Regions from separate parts of the Mus musculus genome. Here region 2 is linked to region 1. Evidence: chromatin loops called from intact Hi-C (ENCODE). Cell type or tissue: left cerebral cortex. All regions are shown on one strand. Each heading gives the region's core, and the rest is flanking DNA. Links, peaks and the distances in the headings are about the cores only.

Region 1 (8,191 bases), core at 1,608-6,607:
ATGGACAAATTTCTGGACAGATACCAGGTACCAAAGTTGAATCAGGATCAAGTTGACCTTCTAAACAGTCCCATATCCCCTAAAGAAATAGAAGCAGTTATAAATAGTCTCCCAGCCAAAAAAAGCCCAGGACCAGACGGGTTTAGTGCAGAGTTCTATCAGACCTTCAAAGAAGATCTAATTCCAGTTCTGCACAAACTTTTTCACAAGATAGAAGTAGAAAGTACTCTACCCAACTCATTTTATGAAGCCACTATTACTCTGATACCTAAACCACAGAAAGATCCAACAAAGATAGAGAACTTCAGACCAATTTCTCTTATGAATATCGATGCAAAAATCCTCAATAAAATTCTCGCTAACCGAATCCAAGATCACATTAAAGCAATCATCCATCCTGACCAAGTAGGTTTTATTCCAGGAATGCAGGGATGGTTTAATATACGAAAATCCATCAATGTAATCCACTATATAAACAAACTCAAAGACAAAAACCACATGATCATCTCGTTGGATGCAGAAAAAGCATTTGACAAGATCCAACACCCATTCATGATAAAAGTTCTGGAAAGATCAGGAATTCAAGGCCCATACCTAAACATGATAAAAGCAATCTACAGCAAACCAGTAGCCAACATCAAAGTAAATGGAGAGAAGCTGGAAGCAATCCCACTAAAATCAGGGACTAGACAAGGCCGCCCACTTTCTCCCTACCTTTTCAACATAGTACTTGAAGTATTAGCCAGAGCAATTCGACAACAAAAGGAGATCAAGGGGATACAAATTGGAAAGGAGGAAGTCAAAATATCACTTTTTGCAGATGATATGATAGTATATATAAGTGACCCTAAAAATTCCACCAGAGAACTCCTAAACCTGATAAACAGCTTCGGTGAAGTAGCTGGATATAAAATTAACTCAAACAAGTCAATGGCCTTTCTCTACACAAAGAATAAACAGGCTGAGAAAGAAATTAGGGAAACAACACCCTTCTCAATAGTCACAAATAATATAAAATATCTCGGCGTGACTCTAACTAAGGAAGTGAAAGATCTGTATGATAAAAACTTCAAGTCTCTGAAGAAAGAAATTAAAGAAGATCTCAGAAGATGGAAAGATCTCCCATGCTCATGGATTGGCAGGATCAATATTGTAAAAATGGCTATCTTGCCAAAAGCAATCTACAGATTCAATGCAATCCCCATCAAAATTCCAACTCAATTCTTCAATGAATTAGAAGGAGCAATTTGCAAATTCATCTGGAATAACAAAAAACCTAGGATAGCAAAAACTCTTCTCAAGGATAAAAGAACCTCTGGTGGAATCACCATGCCGGACCTAAAGCTTTACTACAGAGCAATTGTGGTAAAAACTGCATGGTACTGGTATAGAGACAGACAAGTAGACCAATGGAATAGAATTGAAGACCCAGAAATGAACCCACACACCTATGGTCACTTGATCTTCGACAAGGGAGCTAAAACCATCCAGTGGAAGAAAGACAGCATTTTCAACAATTGGTGCTGGCACAACTGGTTGTTATCATGTAGAAGAATGCGAATCGATCCATACTTATCTCCTTGTACTAAGGTCAAATCTAAATGGATCAAAGAACTTCACATAAAACCAGAGACACTGAAACTTATAGAGGAGAAAGTGGGGAAAAGCCTTGAAGATATGGGCACAGGGGAAAAATTCCTGAACAGAACAGCAATGGCTTGTGCTGTAAGATCGAGAATTGACAAATGGGACCTAATGAAACTCCAAAGTTTCTGCAAGGCAAAAGACACCGTCAATAAGACAAAGAGACCACCAACAGATTGGGAAAGGATCTTTACCTATCCTAAATCAGATAGGGGACTAATATCCAACATATATAAAGAACTCAAGAAGGTGGACTTCAGAAAATCAAACAACCCCATTAAAAAATGGGGCTCAGAACTGAACAAAGAATTCTCACCTGAGGAATACCGAATGGCAGAGAAGCACCTGAAAAAATGTTCAACATCCTTAATCATCAGGGAAATGCAAATCAAAACAACCCTAAGATTCCACCTCACACCAGTCAGAATGTCTAAGATCAAAAATTCAGGTGACAGCAGATGCTGGCGAGGATGTGGAGAAAGAGGAACACTCCTCCATTGTTGGTGGGATTGCAGGCTTGTACAACCACTCTGGAAATCCGTCTGGCGGTTCCTCAGAAAATTGGACATAGTACTACCGGAGGATCCAGCAATACCTCTCCTGGGCATATATCCAGAAGATGCCCCAACTGGTAAGAAGGACACATGCTCCACTATGTTCATAGCAGCATTATTTATAATAGCCAGAAGCTGGAAAGAACCCAGATGCCCCTCAACAGAGGAATGGATACAGAAAATGTGGTACATCTACACAATGGAGTACTACTCAGCTATTAAAAAGAATGAATTTATGAAATTCCTAGCCAAATGGATGGACCTGGAGAGCATCATCCTGAGTGAGGTAACACATTCACAAAGGAACTCACACAATATGTACTCACTGATAAGTGGATATTAGCCCAAAACCTAGGATACCCAAGATATAAGATACAATTTCCTAAACACATGAAACTCAAGAAAAATGAAGACTGAAGTGTGGACACTATGCCCCTCCTTAGAAGTGGGAACAAAACACCCTTGGAAGGAGTTACAGAGACAAAGTTTGGAGCTGAGATTAAAGGGTGGACCATGTAGAGACTGCCTTATCCAGGGATCCACCCCATAATCAGCATCCAAACGCTGACACCATTGCATACACTAGCAAGATTTTATCGAAAGGACCCAGATGTAGCTGTCTCTTGTGAGACTATGCCGGGGCCTAGCAAACACAGAAGTGGATGCCCACAGTCAGCTAATGGATGGATCACAGGGCTCCCAATGGAGGAGCTAGAGAAAGTACCCAAGGAGCTAAAGGGATCTGCAACCCTATAGGTGGATCAACATTATGAACTAACCAGTACCCCGGAGCTCTTGACTCTAGCTGCATATGTATCAAAAGATGGCCTAGTCGGCCATCACTGGAAAGAGAGGCCCATTGGACACACAAACTTTATATGCCCCAGAACAGGGGAACGCCAGGGCCAAAAAGGGGGAGTGGGCGGGTAGGGGAGTGGGGGTGGGTGGGTATGGGGGACTTTTGGTATAGCATTGGAAATGTAAATGAGCTAAATACCTAATAAAAAATGGAAAGAAAATAAATAAATAAATAAATAAATAAATAAATAAATAAATAAATAAATAAAAGAAGTTTCTATGGTACAGGAAGAATTGCATATTTTGAACAGCTTTGTAATAAAAAACTCCATGTACATGTGGGTACTAAATACTTGAATTATGACCAAGACAATTGATAAATTGACCTGTAATTTAAATTTATATTAAAACATTTTCTGATGATAATATTTTCATTTTGCTACAGGATAAATCGGTACTTCCTCTTAAAAAAAAAAAAAAAGAAATCATAATCAGAATTTAGTTAAAAAAAAAATGTTAGGACCACTTGCAGAGAATTTTATTTGGTGTTGGTGCCATCTAGTGGTCAATGTAAGTAGTGCTCAGTTAAGGATACATTGGACAGTAAGTGCTAAGCCAGCATGAGCTCCTCATCTGGTCCGATATTCTCTATTATCCAGGTAAATAAGTCAAAATCTGAAACTAAGAATCTTCCTTTGGTCTACATTAGGCCGAAAACCTTTTCTGTGAAGTGCACCTTCAGTTTGGATGCACAGTATTATAAGTCATGATTTCTCATCTCATGTGTTCTAGCATAATAGGACATGAGCATGAAGTATAATATGATGGGAAAATATTAATTATTCAGTGAATAAAGCAGATTAATGGATCATGAAGGAGACTTATGATAACAGAGTAATTAAAACGCATGATTTGGGTTTTAAAATTTTATTTTGTTTTGTTTTGTTTTTTAAGGAGAGGCAGAATTTGCACTGGATATTGAAAGGTTTGGATGGCTAGGAAACCCACAAAAGAATATTGATTGTGAAGGGAGGGGTGTACTAAGGAGCAGAGGTATAACGCAAGAAAAACAGGAAAGCAGACTTAAGTCACAAGTAAAATGTCAATCAACTGCAGAGGAAGGCTTTAAATCTCCAATGTAAAGCACTGTTCTCAGCTGATACCACACAGGAAACCAAAGGCAGACGCTCCAAGCTAGTCCCTCCAGTGCTTATAGAATCACAGCCAGACTCGAGAGTTATAAGTATATATCAAAAGTAAGGAAGAGCTGGGCAGTGGTGGAGCATGCCTTTAATCCCAGCACTTGGAGGCAGAGGCAGGCAGATTTCTGAGTTCAAGGTCAGCCTAGTCTACAGAGTGAGTTCCAGAACACCCATGGCTACACAGAGAAACCCTGTCTTGAAAAAGCAACAACAACAACAACAACAACAAAAGTAAGGAAGAATGACTATCATCAGCTATGTCAACGGGTGCTTCCTGCTTGGTGAAAATATTTCCACTGGGCGCTTATACATGGAATTAAAATGCATAATAGTTCAAATTATGTGAAAAAATCTGAACAAAGTGTGTTTTGTGAAACTGTGTTAGACAACTCATAAAATTATCTGTAGATGACAAGACAGCTGAACTGGGTCTTTGCGACACAGCATTGAGGTGAAAATGACCATTACTAAGAAGTTCATATATTTACTATTATTTGTGATTTTCTTAAAGATATGACCTTGCAATGCAGTCCTGGCCCGCCTGAAACTCACTGCAGAACCTAAAATAAACTTTATCTCCTGTGTCTGGTTCTACCTCCCCATCGCTGAGATTAATAATGTATGTCCCTATGTTCAGCTGTTATATATGATTTTAAGAGTGAAAACAAATTCAAAGCCAACATGCAAAGAAGGAACGGGTAACCATGCTTTTTACTTTCCTTTTGTATTATTGAATCACATTTATTTTGTCTTGGTTAATCTACATCCTAGATGGACATTTCTCAAATGCCAGCCTTTCATAACAAGAAAATCCAGCACCAGAAGCCTGGACACATAAAAGAGATCTTTACAACCCATTGATTTTAAATATTTGTAGACTGGCATGGTCTTCCCTTGAAAGTAAGTAGGTAACCCCCCTTCCCTTGATTCCACATGCTTTCAGAATGGATCTAGTTCAGAGATAAGTAACAATGTAAAGTGAGAGGCCTACCTCTAAGTACTAGTAGCATGGCTGGCAATTTTGTTACATTTATCATGTAATCCATTGTGCTCTCACTGATTTTTGATAAATCCCAGTAGATATTCAGTTAGTTTACCAAAGTCTTTTTGATTCGGACTGGCTTATCACATATCTCTCCAGCCACAATTAGTAACTTAATGTTTAAATCTTAAAATTGTGATAATTTATGGTGTCTGAAGTGATTAAAAAAAAAAAAGGCCAGTTTTAAACATGATTATTCTCTTGTAGAGTTTTTATGCTGTTCATTCTTTGTACTTTCCAGTATGCTTTTAGCATCGTCCGTCCTGTGTAAGTTAAAAATGAGTAAATCTTTCTGCTGCCTACAGTGGGGTTGCATGTTGTTTATTGAACAGCTTACAGGGAAATTGTTGTGTTTAAAATGTTCATAGTCCTATTCAAGAACATGGAAGGCTTTCCACTTGACCTCTCTAAGTAGCGTTTAAACATTTCTATACCTTGTTACGTTTGAAAATTTAAAATACTTGGAAATTTTAATTCTTTAACTCATTGGTATTTGATTTTTAAACCATGTTGAGAAAAATTTTACCTGTTTTGTTTCTAGTTTTTGCAACCAGTTTTATGAATGGTTTAATCTCTGCCCTTCGCTTGGCTTTGCTTGAAAGCTCTCGTGGAATTTGCCAAGAAGGTTCATTGTCTTCTGGATTCAGAATCCCTTCTGGCACATTCACCAGATGCCTTTGTCTGTCCCATCCTCTGGCTGTCTGTGTCTTAACTTTTCCCATGATCTGATTTGGATGAGAAAAGGGAATGAATGTCTCCAGCCACTTAGGTGTCACTTTACCAGTGTGCGGGTCCTCCTTATGGAAGCAGGTCCTGCTTTAACTCCTGTTTATGGCAGTTTAGCTGTCGACGGTCTGCACTGCCACTGTGTTGTTCCATTCCTACTCATATCCTTATATCCCACTTGTGCTTTGGGTCTGGATTGAACCTCGTCTGATGTGACTTTTATGGCTGCTGCTTGCCTGGCACTCTGTTGTCCAGACTTCCCTTTCTAATTCTGAGAAATCTCTTTGGTTTACATCTTTCCTAAAAAGAGAGTAAGCTGAACTTTTTAAAAATAAGAGAAGTCTGTAAATTCTTTCAATAAGTTGTCTGTTAACATTTATTATCATGACTGAAAAATCATGATATTTGGGGTTCTATTATCTGGTCTTAGGCTGATCTTACAGCTTTGTTTTTTTGTTTGTTTGGTTTTTTTTTTTTTTGATCTTACAGCTTTAAAAAAATATTTGTTGTATTTATCCATGTGTAAAATGGCAATCAAGATTACTTTGAGTGTCTATTTTTTTTCCATGGAGGATGAATGCTCTACAAACAACAACAAAATAACAAAAGTTCTTAGGACACAAAAGTTATTAGAGGTAGCAGGAATACATTGTTCTTGGGATTGTTAAATGGCTTACCAAGGTCAATTTGGAGATTCTTCTGAGATACAGCTATAGCACTCTTGGGCATACAACTGTGCAAATATCTTCATACATAAAGCACACATGTACACACCCACATTTATCACAATACTATTCAAAATACCCAAGATCTGGAGACAGCTTAAGTCCCCAACAAAAGATCAGTAGAGAAAGAAAAAAATGCTACAGTCACACACACACACACACACACACACACACACACACACACACACACACGCGCGCGCGCGCACGCGCACGCGCACGCGCACACGCGCGCACGCTCACGGGAAGGGGGAGAGAGAGAGAGGCTGAACTATTATTCAATCACAAAGAAAGATGAAATTCTGTCATTTGCAGTTAAATCATAGGCACTATAGTTCATCATGTGCAATTCTTCAGACACAGCAAGACTGGTGTCACATGTTTTCTCTACTATATGAAAACAAACAAACAAACACAAAAGGAAGTAGAAGGGAGACTTTTAGGAAAGCAGAAAAAGGCTGGTAAGAACAGAGAAGGAGAGAATAAGAAAGAAGGTTCAAGAAGCATTTGATGCATGGGATGAAGTATCAGCCTGAAACTTCCTCATTTGTAATGTGCACTGATGATTATGATAGCAGTGAAAAGAAAAGATATACACATAAGATAAGGTATTTCTGTGCAAATGTGATACAAGTCTGCACAGAGAACTCATTATACTTAGGAACACACATAATTATGAACAAGACTTGTGTACTGAAAAACTAAAGATCACAGGAGAGAAATTGAGATCTTAAACTATTTCATTTATGGGTAAAAAAAATCCAAATTAAAATTATGTTGTCATTTTATATTAGTACTCCTCATGATTTGGAGAAAGGAGATTTTATCTTGTAGTCACGTCCATGTTTGGATCTCAGCTTTACTCTTTCCTCTCAATAATTCACATTCTTCTAATAACAATTTCCTTTTGTTTCTGTGGTGCTGGGGATCAGGGCCGTGTGAATACTGGGCAAACACCCTATCAAAGCGATATTCCTGGCCTACAATTATTTGTGGTTCATTTTTCATGTTCTGTTTCATTGTATTGAATTACCTGTTACTGGTAGATGGTTACCTGTTTTTAGCAATGATATTTGTCTGTGTTTTTATTTTCCTGCCCTCCTTTCTCTTCTCTCGTCTGATCTTAGCTGATCATGTTATCATTGCTGAGTCTTATCAAGTAAATGTACCCCTCAGATCTTTAAGTCAGATTTCCAGATCCAAGTGAGATACTTTGACCTCTGGATGTGAAAAAAAAAAGACATAATCTCCTGTCTTCTTTATGCCTCAAATCTTGTTATTTATATTGACTTCTCTATTTCCTGGATGTTTGTTTAGCATGTGCAGTCTCCCTATGTTTATCATCACACCTGTAGTCATCATAATCACACATGTACTTTCAATGCTTGCTACTGGCCTTTTCATTGTAGATTTTCTGGCAGACTGTTAGTCTGAATTGAATTGTATTCTACACCCTTTATGCCTTTTGTTTAGACAACTGATTAGCTGCATATAAAACTTGGG
Region 2 (8,191 bases), core at 1,625-6,624, 150 kb before region 1:
ATTTGACCTCTTTCTCTGGTTTCTGCATGCACCACACCCACATGTGCAAACATACAGGCAATCCATTAAAAACAAATCTAAAACAAGAGCTGAAAGTGAGACATGGCAAGAAGCTACAAATGCATACAATTGGTGTTCTATGGGAAAGGAAAGAAGGAGAAGCAATATGTTCATAATTAATGTCTGAGAAGTACCCAAGACAGATGAAAAACATTAAAACACAAAGAGCTCTGTATTCCCTGAGCAGAATAAATAGAGAGGAATAAATCCACACTCTTCACAGTCAGCTGCTGAAAACCAAATTTACAGAATAGATCTGAAGACAAGCCAGAGGTAAAGACACTTTCCTCTCCAAGAAACAAAAACACAGCTGGCTTTCAAAAGAAATGATGAAAGCAAGAACAGAATAGCATAATAGAGTTGAACAAAAGAAACAATAAAATCTGAAGCCTACAATTCTATGCATAAAGGCAAAATAAAGACATTTCTGGATGACTATAGTCTGGGCAAAACTGGGAACAGCAGAATACAGTACAAGAGCTACTCAAAGGAGCTCTTCAGGATTAAGCAGAACTATCCTAGAAAGACAAAGCACATTGTGGGAAGAAACAGCATACTGTAAGGAGCAAACTATGTAAGAGGTACACAAGTATTGGCTTTTAAAAAAATAAACAAATATCACATCTTGTGGTAAGGTATAAAGCAAAATCAAATATACGACTAACACATCTGAAAGACTAGATTCACGGAAATGAACTGGATTATGATTTTTGTTTTAAAATAGGTAAAAGTAATAATTTGCAATGACAAAGACTGTGGCAAGCTGCAATATGTATAATTACCATTAAAACTGGTAAAATTATGTTATTCAAAAATAATGTAGGGACTGGGCGATGGCTGAGTCACTGAGAGTACTTGCTCTCCAATGGCGAGGAACTGAACTCAATCCCTAGTACTCACTTAAATATCTGGGGCGGGGGGATTGGCAGAGCACATATCTGTCACACCAGTGCAGGCAGTGTAGCAGAAATAGCAAGCCCTGCATTCAGTGAGTCACTGTCTCCTCAGGGGATAAGATGGAGAGTGATACAATAAATGTGCTCCCCTACCTCATGTGTGATGTACCCACAAAACACACAATTCACATCTATACAAGTAATATAGAGGAAGAACACTATAAAATACTTGATTCCAGTGGAAGCAAAAAAAATAAACACAAGCACAAAGAGAAAACAGGGCTCAGTTAAGTAGACTCCAATCCCATTGTTAGGGATCTGTTTGTTTCCCTCCAAAGCTCACTTGCAGATACTCAAACTGACAAGAATGTAGAGACTTTGGGTGGCAATGTAAGTTTAGATAATGCCATCAATGTTGAATACCTGTGGTTAGTTTTCTTGCAGGAAGAAAAAGAGACTAAAGTTCCCCCTCATAGATGGATGAACATACAGTGTGATACGGTAAGGAAGCAACTAAGCATAGGACAGATTTATGGAACTAGAGTTTTCTTAAACAGAACTCCAGCCCTAATTCCAAGGGCTTAGCTCTAATTATAGAAGTTAAAGGTTATTAACTGGGTGCTATGGCTCATACCAGTAAGGCCAGTACCTGGAAGACTGAAGAAGCAACCTTGCTGTGAATCTGGGGCCAACCTGGGCTACAAAGTGAGACTTTGTCTAAAAAGTATGTTATTTTTTAAAAATATAATTAAAATTAAGTAAAGTGAAACAGTTATTTTTATTAGAAGTTTATCAAAGTGAAAGGCAAGCAAAAGGAAGAAGATTAATACAATGAAAAATCCATATGTATGTCCAGAATACAACAAAACCATGTCTTACCCTCAAAAGAACAAAACATCTGAAGACTTTGTAAAATAGGAAATCTAAAAGGCCATGAAAAAAAAATACTGTTTAATGTAATGAGTCATCATTTAATGCATGTTAAATCTTCAACAGACACTTCAGTCAGTCCTTGAAGGCTAACCATGACAGTGGTACAATATCTACTGGTGAGAAAGATCTGCAATTGGTGGGACTGACACACATTTCTTATGACACTAGACTGCTATAGTCATTCTGCAAAAACTGTTTGTCACTATCTACTTGGATGAATTAGAAGTATGTTTAAGAGTAATGAGGATTTATGTCTATTAAAAAGATAGATTCATAACTTTCCTTTGAGATGGGCAGAAAAAAACAAACAAAAGAAAAAGTCCATTAACATATGCTTACATATTTTTATGCATATATGCACACATATATGTGTGTGTGTACCTATAAACATACACATGAAGTTGGAAGGAGAACATGCAGAAGGGGTTGGAGGGAGGGGAATGCTTTAGTTATGAACAAAGTACGTAGTATACATGTATGAAATTTTGAAAACAAATTTAATGTAGAAAGATAAAATTTGTTAAGCTGTACAGCTGACCCAGGTAAACTTCTATCATAGGTAATTTATACCTAATTTTTTTATTAGAAATAAACAAATCTGTCTTTGAAAGACAAATAAATAAGGCAAGCATCAGGCACAATATCCTTGGTTTGTTCTTGATTGCTTTTTGTTTTGTTTTGTACGTAGTCTTAACTTGTCTATGTAGACAAAACCATAGAAAGTGACTTTCCTTTGCCACCTGTGATACCACACCCTGCTTAAATTTTGATTTTTAAAGTAAGATTGATAGCTCTTCAGGATTCCTGCATCCAATTCACCAAAATTAACTAATAAAATATCTTATACAAGGCAAATTTTTGTAGTTCTACAATAAGAAATGGCAATTTTACCTTATAAGGGGAAATTTTAGCATAAGGTACTGCATGCAATAATTCTTACAGACAAAATTTTGATGAGGATGCATAGGATTCGAACATAAAACATTTTAAAGGTATATATATGGCATCACAAAATTAAACACTATACATTCCTTCCTAGCTCAAAGAAAATTTGGTTTCAATCCTAATTTTAATAACTCAAAGGAATTGGTATCCTACTAGACTCTACTGTGAGTTGTTTTAGAATTTATTGAAAATGAAGACACATCATACCAAAATTTATGGGACATAATGAATGCAGTGGTATGAGGAAAACTCATAGCTCTAAGTGCATCCAAAAAGAACTGGAGAGAGCTTACATTAGCAGCTTGACAGCATACCTGAAAGCTCTAGAACAAAAAGAAGCAAATATACCCAAAAGGGTAGATGGCAGGAAATATCTCAGGGCTGAAATCAATGAAATAGAGACAAAAGGAACTATACAAAGACTCAATAAAAGTAGGAGCTGGTTCTTTGAGAAAATCAACAAGATAGATAAACCCTTAGCCAGACTAACCAACCAGAGGGCACAGAGACAGTATCCTAATTAACAAAATCAGAAATGAAAAGGGAGGCATAACAAGAAAATATATCTTAAAAATATTCTGTTTGGCTGGGCGTGGTGGTGCAAGCTTTTAATCCCAGCACTTGGGAGGCAGGGCAGGAGGATTTCTGAGTTTGAGGCCAGCCTGGTCTACAAATGAGTTCCAGGACAGCCAGGGCTATAAAGAGAAACCCTGTCTCGAAAAAACAAAACAAACAAACAAACAAACAAAAAAAATCTGTTTGTTGACTATTAACAGTTGAAAATATTAAGATTATGTTCTACAAAAAAGAAAGATTTAAACTAATAATGAATTTTGGTAATGTTTTTAGTAATACTGGGTTTTATTTTTATTTTACTAATACTGAATACATATGCACAATTTATCAAAATTGAATCCATAAGAAAACCTAAATAACCCTATAATTGTATTTTTAAATAATGAAGTTGCTTTATTCTGGTTAACTTACAAATAAAAGCATACAGCGAGTTTAAGAAAAGCATTCACTATAATAAAGTAATTGAACCAACAAGCCTAAAACCCCCTGCACTTCAGCTCCAGAAGGTTTTACCATTCAAGGATTAGATAATTGCAACATTGTGCAGATTTTCTTTAACAGAGCCAAGGAAAAAAACATTACCCATGCTATTTTGAGATGATACCAATGGCAGATCAGAACAGTACAGAAAGCGATAAGTATAGACCAATACTAGCTTACATAAATGTAAATAATGCTTGTCTCGGTGTGCTATTAATAAATGCCATGACATACACACTAGAGATACACTGATATTCTAGAGACTTCAGCTAGCTTACTGTTAGAAGTTAAATTCTATGCTTGCCACCAAAATATATTTGAAGATAAAGAGTTACATGAAACCTTTTGTTTTTAAAAGGGTTGTTTTATTTTGTGTGTTTGTGTGCATGTGTGTGAGTGCAGAATTCCACAGAGGTGCAAGGTGTGGGCTCCCCTGGAGCTGGAGTTACAGCCTGTAGTGAGCTATCTCCAATTCTAGATAAGGGGGAGTATATATACTCTCAATTTTTGAGCCTTCTCTCAGCCCCATGGATTACATAATGCTTCCAATAGCCACAGAAACAATTGATGAAACATTCACTTATGACAAACTTACTCACCAAATAAAGAATTTACCTGATAACCACGATAGAAGCTATTTTTGAAGACTACATAATAAAACCTTTCTAAGCAGTGTACAGATGGGCCTTGCCAAAGCAGGAAGGAAGGAAACAGAATTAAAGATTAAAGATCTGCAGATAAAGAAAGAAACAAAGTTGTCATGATTTTTAGATGATATTATTGTTCATGTTGTCATGATTTTTAGATTATATTATTGTTCATGTGGCAAATTTGAAAGCAGGTACTGGTAAATAAAATGGCTATTTAATTATGTCAAATTTGATTGACCAGAAATTAATATATAAAGATAAGTATACTAATGAGAGTAGGGAGCTTTAAATAAATTTATACACATATGGAAAACTTGATTCATGCAGACCAGTGATGTGGGGACAAGTGATGATCTTCATGGAATAAACAACAAAGTAATCCGTTTTCATATGGACTAAGCCTGAATGCCAAATGCAAAACCATTGGAAACCATTGGAACACAAGACAATAAGTTACTTTAGAATCCCAAGGATGCAACTGTGTGCTCTGTATGTGCCTTGGTGTGTGTGATATCCATGTGTGTGTGTGTGGATGTGTCTTGTATGTGTGCTCCCACTTGCAGAGGCCAGAGGTGGTTGCCAGGCAGTTACAGCGGGTTGTGTGTTACCTTTCAATGCTGGGAATTGCCAATTTTCAGCAAGGGGAGTATTGCCATGAAAAGCTGAGCTATTTCAGCCCAATGAATTACACAATGCTTTCCACAGCCACTGAAACAATTGATGAAATTATTTTCATTTTATTTACTGAGGCAGGGTCTCTCTCTGGACTTAAAGTTGAGAATCTGATAATTTAGCTAATAAGCTTGCTTTGAGGGTGGGGCGAGGGGTGAAATCCCTTCCTCTTTATATTGGTATTATTTGTGGCTACCACACTTGCCCACCTTTTCTATGGGAGCTTGGTAGTCCAGCTTTGATCCTTCCATTTACACAGCAAGGGCCTTTATCCATTGAACCATCTCTCCCACTCCTTGAATATACAATTCTTTTTTTCCCCTTCTTTCTTGAAGATACAATTATGAACAAATGATAAACGAAAGTTCCAGTAACTTAAACGTAAAAATTTCACTGAGACACATGGAGAGATAAAGAGAAAATCTCAGAAGCAGTCTGGAAGCAGACATTTGTAGCACATACAATGACTTAGATATTGACTGAGACATGGATTGTACAAAGAAAAGACTCCAATGAGTCAATTAGGTACAGAAAAACAACTTCCTAGGAGAATAAGTACAAATCAGGTATCAGAAAGGAAGACAGAAAGCTGAATACTTGATCAGCAAATACAAAAGGCAGCCCGTCTTACTGGCTGCCTGGAAATGCTAAGTAAAATCCTACTGGAATGGGACTACTACATAACTCTCCAGACTAAAAATGTAATTTGTTATGACAGGTTTGTGGAACATCAAGATTTCTGACCCTTTGCTGGAGGGAGTGCCAAATAGTTTGGCACTTGAGGAAGATCTTGGAAATAACCTATTAAAGCTGAATATATTATGAATCCTATGACCTATTTTTTCTACTCTTGGAAGCACACAGTAAAAAAGCACTTGCACACATAGTCATGGGTGTTAAAGGACATTATGTGGTTGCCATGGTAGGTAGTCATTTTAATGTTTGTCTGCAGGTGTCCATTCTCATGTGAAATCCACCCCTTGAGTGTATATATAGGGTGGGGGTGGGAGGGTCAATCACTTCTAAAGAATGGAAGTGACAAAAATAGATGCCATTTTTGAGATTAGAGAAGAAAAGGGTAATATGGTTCTTCTCTCTCTTTTGGCAAACCCTCACTCTAGGGTTGGGGTAGAAGGAGCAAAAACTTATGTCACAGCAAGCCTTTGTAATGAGGCCCTCACTGCAGAGAAAGACATGCCTGGCCCAAATCAGGGAGATCCCAAGTTTACAACAGTCCTGTGTTAGTTCCAATGACCCTTGAGTCAGGCTGAGCCAATACCCCTTTACTACAGTGTGTGAGAACCTCCAGAGACTCCAGTCTAGATCCACAGAAACTGGCAGGTGGTAAAGAAATATTAGAAGTGGCTTTGTAGTTGTTTATTATTGATCTTATACTGTTATGTGTTGGGATAGCTTGTCACATTAAAAAAAATGAATACATTTCCCCAAGTGAGAAACCTAAATGCTCAATGGTAGAATAACTATAGGGTATTAAACCAATTAGAAATAAAAATGAAGGAAGTATAAGCAAGGATTAATCCTAGAGCTATAAGAATATACAGGATAATATTCATGAATGAAAGCATGACAAAATCATAAAGCAACCCATGTATGTTTTACACATAAGAGTAGAACTATGAAAACGGCGTAGTTGAAAGGAAAATCGCGAAGGATGCCAAGTCTCAGGCAGGGAAGGGCAGAAATGAGACCCTCCATTATGGTATTCAAGCCTTATTTTTTTACTTACAAGACGGCCAAGCGTTTATTTCACTATCTTGTAGATTAGACCACTTTGGAATGATAAGCATTCATTTTATTCTTAAGTCTTTAAAGCAACGCAAAACAGAGTGAAGAGCTAGCTGAAACGCAATCACTTTGCAAATCCTTTGGAGAATGGACAAATGGTTAGCGGGTCAGCCCATAGACAAGAGACATTGGTTCATCTCTTTAAGAGATTCTTCCTCCACGTTTCCACGATTGTCTAATTGGCAAGATCCTTTTTCCCCCTCTTCCATTTTTGTCCTTCATTTCAGGTTGGGCCAACCCAGAAGGCCTGCGGGGGGTGGGGGGTTGTGTATCTGCCAACTGGATAATCTAAGCCCCTGCTGCTGCAGGCCGAAGGCGGTCCAGACCTGCGTTCTCCAGAAGCCCCACACCCATTTCAGCAGCACCCTGCCCACATCCTCCCACCCACCTCTCAGAGCAAATATACTCCAGGCCCCTGGGTGCTTAAAGGACATGGAGAGGACTTTTACCTGGGGGCGGGTAAAGGAGGCTAAGCAGGGACTGTGGCCCTTAAAGAATTCTGTGTGGAGTCTCCTTCCGCAACCTCTGAGGTTCCTTTCATCAAATCCCAAAGGCTCCCTGCTGAACACAAACCACTCAATAAGGAAATGGGAAACGGCTGGGAGGGGGTTCCTGGCTGGCGAAGGGATAACAATGCAGGAAGACTGAAGGAGATATCTAAAGCAGCGGAAAGCTCAGAAAGAGACAGAGAGGAAGGTCTCAATGTGGAATGCATCAGCCACCTCCGCACGCCCGAGTTGCCCACACCAGCCCCCCACGCAGCCCCAGGCACTCGCCACCTCCTGCCCCCTTCCCCGCGAAGCACCCCACCCTTCTGGCAGTGGCCTTTGTCATCGCAGGCCTCTCCTGGTGCAGACCCTATCGCGGAGCCAGACTCACTCTGCGTCGCTGTTCCCTGAAGTGCTGATTCGGAGGCACAACAGCAAAGGAGGAAGCTACCCAAGGGGAAGAAGCTTCAGGCCTGCAAGGGAATAGGCGGTGGACCAGTGGATGGGGGACGTGGAAAGTCACTGGCAGAGAAGGGGGAGCAAGCAATGGGCCGTCCTGAGAACTGATTGGCTACACGGGGATGTGGGCGGTGCTCCGCTCTCTGCCCCCAGACCTTAGAGGCTCTCCTTTATGTCAATTTCTGCTCCAAGGCTTGGATGTGCAGCTGGCCAATTTCTAAAACAC

Evidence for each region. A loop is a pair of places that touch in the nucleus more often than their neighbours do. Peaks named below come from ENCODE experiments on the same cell type or tissue, not always from the same donor. Only the 100,000 strongest peaks of a DNase experiment are listed, where the experiment ranks them.
Region 2: a loop joins it to region 1, with 2.3 times the contacts of the local background. A loop is called at or near these places in 1 of 42 quality-filtered maps.

Annotation. Positions count from the first base shown.
Region 1 is chr6:42,856,843-42,865,033 of GRCm38, forward strand. No RefSeq gene overlaps it. Among named protein-coding and RNA genes, the nearest start is that of Olfr449, 27 kb to the left of the region's middle. In left cerebral cortex, for the core only: a CTCF peak has its summit at 3,559 (motif pointing left); a DNase peak (open chromatin) is centred at 3,570.
Region 2 is chr6:42,702,062-42,710,252 of GRCm38, forward strand. Tcaf1 (TRPM8 channel-associated factor 1) reads right to left here and starts at 8,054. Exons shown (of 9, transcript NM_001355769.1): 1 at 7,898-8,054. In left cerebral cortex, for the core only: no CTCF peak of the experiment used is centred there; a DNase peak (open chromatin) is centred at 4,069; H3K4me3 peaks cover 1,088 bases; H3K27ac peaks cover 466 bases.